Linked DNA regions of Homo sapiens: region 2 is linked to region 1. The links are chromatin contacts, found by Hi-C or POLR2A ChIA-PET in ENCODE. All regions are on one chromosome and are shown on one strand. Each heading gives the region's core, a stretch centred on a gene start or an enhancer-like site at or near the end of the contact. The rest is flanking DNA. Distances are from core to core; before and after follow the strand shown. Region 1 overlaps LINC01091 (long intergenic non-protein coding RNA 1091). Region 2 overlaps LINC01091 (long intergenic non-protein coding RNA 1091).

Region 1 (4,173 bases), core at 592-3,091:
ACATACTTCTGTTCCTTCCCCATGCCCTCTTCCCCTGCCCTCCTCTCTACCTCACTTATCTCCTCTTTTCTATTCTCAATCAACTAATTATTCGTGGGAGCATGTACTAGGGGCAACATTACTTTTTTTTTTTTAATGAAGTATCTAGGTCTTCACCATTTTCGACACAATGCTATATTTTTCGTACCATATGTTTTTTGAAATGCTTATAATGCTCTCTTTTGGTGAAGAGGATTTGTTTGTGGATGTCATAAAGTCAAACACTACTCGTGTCTCATGATAGTAATCACCACCAATACCACCGTAATAGTAGTAATCTTTGGGTTGAATGGGCCAATCAAATTTATAATCTGCTATACTTGTCTTCTGATCTTCACTAGCGTGGCTTTTGTGTGCTCATGGAAAAAACAGGGAATAAAAGCTTGGTAGTTTACACGCTGTTAAAATTAAGAAAACACGATTTAGTATTAAAAGAGGTAATGATTTAATTTTGGAGTTGCTGAGTTGAGCTCTGGTGGTCTGGGAAGCTCGGGGGAAAATTTAGATATTGCAGTAACAGATTTGGGTTGGAATATTTTGTGACTGCAATAGCAGATGCACTTATAGAAGGCTTTACAAATCCAAATGTTGCTTCATATGACCTTGGGACATGATGGATTTCCCAAGGCTCCAGATTTGACAATAAGTTTTCTGTTTAGCCAAAACATGAAAATTCTTCTTCTTCACACGTTATTTAAAGAAAAGTGCTTAAAATTACATGGTATTTAAAATTTACTTAGTTGTAAAACCTATTAATAGAATATAAATATATGGTTTTTAAATCAGTACAATTGATTTGCAGGCTTAGGTAGCTTAGATTAAGGTAAATATCTTTTATGGTAATTTTCCTGGAACTGTAAATATGACTTATGTGTCTCCGTATCTTTGTTTCCACTGAAGACTTTGAAATAGCAATAATTGGGCCTTTTTGAGGACTTCTTGGGCCTTTTCAGGACTTCTACCAATTTGTTAATAGTATGCACCTTGGAAATTTTTAAGGATTCACCCAGACTTTAATAGTCACGGTTAATATATTCAAATGGTTTGAAAATTTGTGCTTGTAATATGATGATTTGAATTCTTGATACTGGGGCACTTTTGATTATCTTTGCACAGTGTGCATTTGCTTGTAATTTTTTTTACTTTGATGCACTGCTAATAGATAATATACCACACATTCTATGGATATGTGCTAGTTGACCCAATCAGAATAAATGTACAGGAACTCTGCTACATGGTAAATATAATTAAATACCATGAAAATGTCTTATTAACTTCTGTAATCTTTAAAAGTACGCAATCAATCATATTACTTGAAAAAACTTTATTTTTCAACCTATGATACTGCTTAAGGCTCTGTTCAAGGATGCATTTAAAAAACATGACAATTCTAAAAAATAAAATAGAAATTTTAACTGTTTGAATAATGGAAGGTGCACATTGACAGTAACTATTCATACTTTGTACCAAGATCTTAGTTTGACATAATTTTTTCAGCCTTGTTTGGATTTACAGTTAACCCTAAAAACATTAGTAAATGGTACCCACACTTTTAAATCATAAAAAGAAACCTAGATTTGTTTGCAGTTTTTTAATCTGTTGTTAATAAACTTGAAAGAACACAGCCCTGTCTAATAAACACATCAAACTAATGGGTACCAGAGCAGTTCAGAAGAGTGTTTGTTGTTTGGTGTTTAGGTTTCAGTCAGAATTAATCAACAATGGATGGGGCCTGCTGTATTTATTAGCAACTCAAATCCCTGTGATTTAATGCCAGGTCCTTTGACTCATTCCAGTGAATGCTGGCAAGTTTACAGCACTAATACATACTTACATCCTCGGGTCTTTAAAAGAAAGGGAAAAATAGAGCCTAAAATCAGACCACAGGATTGGCAAGAATTTCCCGAGAGCCATTTTGAATTTAGCCCTATACAGTGAGCCTGTGAATAGGAAGCAATTGATTCAGGAACAGTGGAGCCTTTTTTTGCCTGAAGAAGCCTTCAGCTGTGCAGATGGCTTGCTGGCATAATCCAGTCTGCTTTTGTCTTTTATTTTATATATTAGGCTACTTTCTTCTCACACTTTATATTGCTTTTATTTTCTCTCTGTGCTCTAAGCCTCCAAATTTCAGGGGCAAGGAGAGGTTGCAAGGGTTTAGTGAGGGTGGCAGGACTATATGTGGAGTATTTCCCACAGATTTATGAGTTGCTGGTAAATCGCTGGCAATGCTGCCTGCTTGTCACAGTCAGCACTAGGGTGTTCTTTGTACAAAAGTGTCAACTTTTGAATGAGGACTCTGGAAACAGATGTAAAGATTAATCTTGAGAATGCATTTTTCTGAGGCCCTGAAAACGTGCCTACTTGTGCAATAGCCCTGGTTCTAGACATTTATTTTTCAAAATGATCTCATTCCTCAGTTACAAAGACTTACATTCTTCACTGTTCATGTTCAGAAAATTCCACAGCCCTTAGCCATTCCTCCTGCTTCTCATGTCTGGGGGCTGCCTTTCGAGAGCAGATTATTTGTGGAAAGACATTATTTATCTGGAAACTGTTCAGTGAAAACTTGATGGAGTTGTTGTTACTCTAGGGACCGTCTATCTCCCTCGGAAGATAAGATTTGCCAATGCTTCCCCCCTACAACTTCCTATGGGAAGATAGCTGACTTTTGGCCTGATAAATAGTTTCACATTGGATGGGTTGTTGCCATCTCATGCATTCTTTTTCATCCTTCCCAGATATGCAATTTTCTTTCTTAGTGTCTTGCTTTCGGTTGTATTGTCTTTTATCCCCCCTCTCATACGGAAGTAAATTTTGAAGAAGAAATATATGCTAAAATGGGTATTTGTTCAGGTTTTTCAATGTTAAATATTAGGATATGTCTCAAAGTGTTCTGAAATAAATCTGTGTATATAAAAAAAAATCGAGCATGTTAATCACATACCTCTGTTTTTCCTCTAGTTTTCTTCTACACAATGATATATTTTCTTTCGGCAAATAGAAGACTTTGTGGGAATGATGTAGAACATGGGTTTTTTTTTTTTTTTTTTTTGTATTGTAAATGTTCCACAAACAGAAGATAAATACCACAGAATCCACCATTTTGGAATGACTTGTTTGTGAGTCAATTGTCCTTGTTTCCCCTCCTTAAAAATTATATCTTCCATTTATATGGGAAACACATGTAGATATTTCCTCTTTTCTTATCTTTAAACAAGATTTGTAATACATTTCAGCTGAAGATTAAAAAGATCTGGTCCTCTAAACATTTGTATAAGATTAGCACATGTACTGACATACAGACTTTTTCACTGTTGTAATAATTTCCTATATACTCAGCACTTTTGTTTGTGAAGAACATTTATTTTGGTACTGCCATACTTTATTTTCTCATTGCACCTCTTTTAAATTGCATTTCTCAAGGGCATTATATGTAATGAGGAACTTGGCTTTCAAATGAAAAATGTTTAAATTTAGGACCAAATGCAGATTTTTGACTAGAGATGGCAGAAGAATTGTGTTTATATCCTAGTTTATTTCCTGAACTAATAAACAACAATAACAATGATGAAAAACAGATAACAAAGGCCATCTGCAATAATACTGGGCAATAATTACACATACAAACCATAACAACAAAGTATAGGTGCTCAAAACTATGAAATTAAGACCAAACTCAGAAAAGGCTTAGTGTACTGGCACATACATCCATGATCTCTGCAATAAGTATGGTGCTTCACAGTTTGGGAGTCAATCCTGAAAGGTCCAATCAAGGCTCTCTCTCTGGAATGCCAGAGTCTAGGGGTTTGGATAGGTCAGAGGAAGATCACTGAATTCAGGTTTACTCCACCGAGGAGGAGCAGGGTCAGGGTGGAAATTCAGAAGTGCTCAAATATACCATTTTTATCACAAGCAGGCTGACCACTAGGAAGGGAGAAGATAGAAGGTGAAGATTTGTTAGGGAATTGCAGAGAGCTGAAGACTCATATGCTGGAGATGGCTCATACCTGCTCTCTAGAGCCGATGGATACATTTCCAAAGTTTGCAAATCAATTGTTAAACACAGCCATTATTAAAAATTACATTACAAACTTACAATAAATTACTTGAGAAACAAAGGCAATAAGTACTACA
Region 2 (4,173 bases), core at 514-3,013, 50 kb after region 1:
TTGAGTGTTCTTTGTAGGGTAGAGGAAAGAGGGGACACAGGTACATCAGAGTCCTCATTGGAAGAGTGAAAATAGCAGCTGCTTGAGGCTAAAGTCTAGATTTCAGTGGGTACAGAAAACTTGATGTAGACTGTAGGGCATATACCACACAGATTTGCAGAGATTTTCAGAAGAGCAACAGCCTTCTTATTAGATGTGCATTTGCTGATTTGATGGAAATCTCAAGGTCACTGTAACTTCAGTTGACTTCTCCCTTACACAAAGAAGAGGCTAAAAGCCGTTATTGATTGCTCTCAAGAAATCAGAGAAGAGGCCATGGCCACTCAAATATCCTAAAAAGGCTTTTGGATTTATGGAACTGTGGAAACTAACAGTCTTTAAATATCAACTGGTCCAACCTTTGTCTACTTCCTTCTCCTTCTCATCCTTTTTGCAATAAAGGAATCAAAGACTTAGATTCAATATCCAATGTATACCAGGCCGTTGAGTAATCACAGATGCAAGACTAGAATCTGACTGTGGATTCAGAGTCAGAAGCCCTGGGTTCTGCTCCCTGCTGCATTTTCTTATTTTCTGTACCTTCTTGAACCTCAGGTCCCTCTCTGTAAAAAGAGGTAAGTAAAATCACATCTCACAGGGTTTTTGGAGGACCCTATGAGTTAATGTGGGATTTGAAAACTGTAGGAATGTTAAAACATTTTATTGTTATTATTTATGAGGTTATTTGGGTGCCAACAATTATACGAAGAGGATTATTTTGGCTTTCCTGAAATAGCAGCAGTGCTATAGTTGAAGTGACTTCACTGTTCTGCATGTCTGTGTGTGCACATGTGCAGATCCAGGCCAGGGCTAGGCAGTGAAGTTTATAGATTGTCTTTTGGGATAACGAGCTTTTGGGCTCTTGGTAGGCCTTCTAAATAATACATTGTTTTTCTTCTTTCTTTTCTTTTCACAGGAATTAGAATAATAGCTAAAATTTCTCACTTGTTTCTTAAGGAAGTTAGGAATACATCTTAATAAATCAAGAAGTTCAAACACATCATCCATAGCAACTTGAAGTAGACTCCTATTCTGTTTAACCATGCCTTTTGAGAGTCAAAATCCAGGGATGCTCCCTACAGCCAGTCTTGAAGAACAGAAGGGGAACTACATGCCACCAGGCTATGGGAGCTGTTTCAGCAGCAGATCATTACCTAATCTCTTCCTGTCTCCCCGGTAGAGCTGAACAGAGCCTGTGAGAGAAAATTCCGGATGTTAAGGGAAGGAGAAAGAGGTATAGGTGTAGGGACTAAAAGTTGATGTGGTATCATTCCTATGAAAAAAATAATCAGATTCATTTTTATATTTCCTAAGCACGCTTATATTTGGTGAAAAAAAAAGAGCATGTTAGAGACATTATTTATGATGGTCATGCCTCAAATCTTGTCTTTACTTACAGTTTCCATTTCCAAAACTCTCTTAAAGCTTCTAGTCTTTTTAAGCCTGAGTATTTTAATAGAAGTAAAGTCTCTCCTGTCAGAGTGCTATTCCCTAGACATGTTTGCCTCCAGGGTCTGAAAAGAAAGGAGTCCATTTTACACCCTGAAGCAGAGTGTACCCCTCTGTTCTCTTCAGACAGTGTGGGGAAGGATGTACCCCTTTAATCTCAAGAGGCAAGAAAATATCGAAACAGATGACTTTGGCAGGTTTGCTGAAGGCTGGCGGCAGGTTGGCCGGGCCGCAATCAGTGGCCTCCAGAGTTCAGCGTGACAGGAAGCAGGGGCTGCTGCTCTGCCTGGTCATTAGTGAGGAGCAAGAGAGCCTGATGATTAGTCCTTGCAGCACTGGAGAATGTTCCCATATCTGGCCCAGGGGACAGAGAGGTCCCAAAACATCCCAGACATTTGGTCGTCAGCGCTTTCATTCTCTCATCACTCAGGAAGTTAGAGAGAAGATAAAAACAAATTAAAGAATTTTTTTTAAAGCACTCAAGTTTTTCTTAACATTTTCCATTTCCTTTTACAACACAAGTTTTAAACCTTGTGATGAAATGCTAAGTCACAGATGTAAAGGTGTCAAGAATTATAATTGCACGTTCCACACACAACCTTAGCTCCTCTGAGCATGCAAAAAAACCAGGAATTAAATAACTTGCTGATTCAACTTTGTCAATACAATGAATCATATTAACAAAATGTTAATGAATTAGTGAACTTCCGCAAAAGGTGAAGAACAGCCATGAGCATCAGCATTATCTTGAGATGTTAGGGAGAAAGGGTGGTGGGAGGGATTGGGAGGTAGCAGCAGCACCAGCACAGAAACAAGGGCCAGAAACAGGCCTCCTGCAGGGGCAGCCACTTCCTCCTCCTGCCTGCTTAGCCCTGCTCTGCAGACACACAATAATCACCCCAGCGGGTCTAGGGATCAAATGACGGCACTGCTGAAGGATTAAGAGCAACTCTATCCTCTTGGCTTGGACTTTGGAATTTTCATTAAAATGACCTTGGGTGTGGTGAGAAAGGAATTCAGACAACAGGGATCAAGTCTTAAACATGTCACCTGGGAAAACAACCGAAGGGCCCCTTCAGAGAGAGCTTTCTTTCTGGGACTCAGGCAGAGTTGTCACACTTGTTTTCCTAAGTGTTTCTCACATGGGATTAGCCTCCAGATATGTGAAAAGTGAGGAGTTGAAGGTCTGAGGTAGGCAGAATGAGGCAAAAAATAAATTACAATGTGCTAGTGCAGGCTGGACTTCTTAACGTTCTCAAAGCTCTGTAATGTTTGACTTGTTGAGAGATTGCCCTCTTCCTCTCCTCATCTCATTGCTCTCAATGGAAGGAGCTGGGGCTCCATCTGCAATTCATGGTGGGTTATTGTAAAAAGCACTGTAGAGACTGGGTTGGCCTTATGTAGGCAGCAGCCTGTAGTCCAGCAGACGTGGATAGATGGCTGCAGGCTTGAGACTTAGGTAATTTGAGGCCGGGCATGATGGCTCACACCAGTAATCCCAGCACTTTGGGAGGCTGAGGTGGGCGGATCACGAGGTCAAGAGATCGAGACCATGCTGGCCAACATGGTGAAACCCCGTCTCTACTAAAAATACAAAAATTAGCTGGGTGTGGTGGTGCATGCCTGTAGTCCCAAGTATTTGGGAAGCTGAGGCAGGAGAATCGCTTCAACCTGAGAGGTGGAGGTTGCAGTGAGCTGAGATTCTGCCACTAGACTCCAGCCTGGCGACAGAGTGAGACTCTGCCTCAAAAAAAAAAAAAAAAAAAAAAAAAAAGTAACTGGAGAAAGGGTACAGGCCTCAGAAATTTAATATCAGAAATGGGAGGACTTGGGAGAAAAAGTAATCTGCTGATGACTACCACAAAGTATGTAAAAAGAGAATAGGTTTCTCAGTGTGGCTCCTATGTCTGTGGGCTCCTGAAGTGGGCTTAGCTGAAGTAGGAAAAATCATAGAAAGGTCCTCTTATAGCATCACTAACGAAATCAACAGATGTAGGCTAGGAAATGGCAATGACTAGACGTCAGAAAAAGGTTAGACAGTGAAGGTTCTGCTGAGACAGAACTGCAAGGAAGTTTTTTGGTCTTTGTCCATGCCCAGCAAGGTGTGGATCCTGATGTCTATCACATCTAGGATTGGCCATGCTTGGTTCTTAAACCAGTGGGGTCCAGTCTGATCATGTAAAGGACCGTCTTCTCCCATCAGTGCTTAGAGTAGTGAGGAGATGGGACCTGGTTCTGGTACTTGTGATCAGAGTGCCGGCAATTAAATTTGGCCCTTGGGATTTGTAAATTATTACATAAAGCTGCAAGTTTCCAATCTAACCACTGTCATCATCATCGTCATCACCATCATCATCATCATTATAGCTACCTATCAAAGGATAAACTCCGTTAGACATGGTATATACTGTTTGTAATCTTTTCTGATTTGGGAGACCAAGGAAATGAGTATCCTTATAATGTCTGATGCTCTAAAATACTAGAGCTCAACAGTTTTTTGAGGTCAGATTTTTAGTGATATGACCAGAGAGCTAGAGAAAGCACTTTGCAGTGTGAGAGAGAAGAAAGCAAAATTATATACATAGGCAATGGGGTTGGCTAGAGAGTTACGAGGGTTTTGGTTGTTCTTAAGCCACAGACTCCATTTTATTCATAGGTTCTACAAAACATTTTTTTTATGATAAA

Evidence for each region. Hi-C counts contacts between places; a loop is a spot of excess contacts on that map. ChIA-PET counts read pairs that join two places held with the same protein, here RNA polymerase II (POLR2A). Pooled maps may share reads with other maps.
Region 2: a map with no recorded cell type shows a loop between it and region 1 (1.9-fold over the local background). The contact joins two enhancer-like sites. A Hi-C loop is called at or near these places in 1 of 168 maps with a recorded cell type or tissue (gastrocnemius medialis), 1 of 37 single-sample maps with no recorded cell type and 1 of 50 pooled maps. POLR2A ChIA-PET finds 5 or more read pairs at or near these places in 3 of 52 experiments (MCF 10A, activated T-cell and activated naive CD4-positive, alpha-beta T cell).

The regions. Positions count from the first base shown.
Region 1 is chr4:123,698,135-123,702,307 of GRCh38, forward strand. All of the region lies in intron 3 of LINC01091 (long intergenic non-protein coding RNA 1091), which reads left to right. Among named protein-coding and RNA genes, the nearest start is that of LINC01091, 50 kb to the left of the region's middle. Within about 2 kb of position 1,842, at least 5 of the 41 ENCODE cell types and tissues checked have a DNase peak (open chromatin) inside an H3K27ac peak, as active enhancers do.
Region 2 is chr4:123,747,813-123,751,985 of GRCh38, forward strand. The region is part of intron 3 of LINC01091 (long intergenic non-protein coding RNA 1091); the gene reads left to right. Among named protein-coding and RNA genes, the nearest start is that of LINC01091, 100 kb to the left of the region's middle. RefSeq lists enhancers at 1,218-1,803, 1,804-2,387, 2,388-2,971. Within about 2 kb of position 1,764, at least 6 of the 41 ENCODE cell types and tissues checked have a DNase peak (open chromatin) inside an H3K27ac peak, as active enhancers do.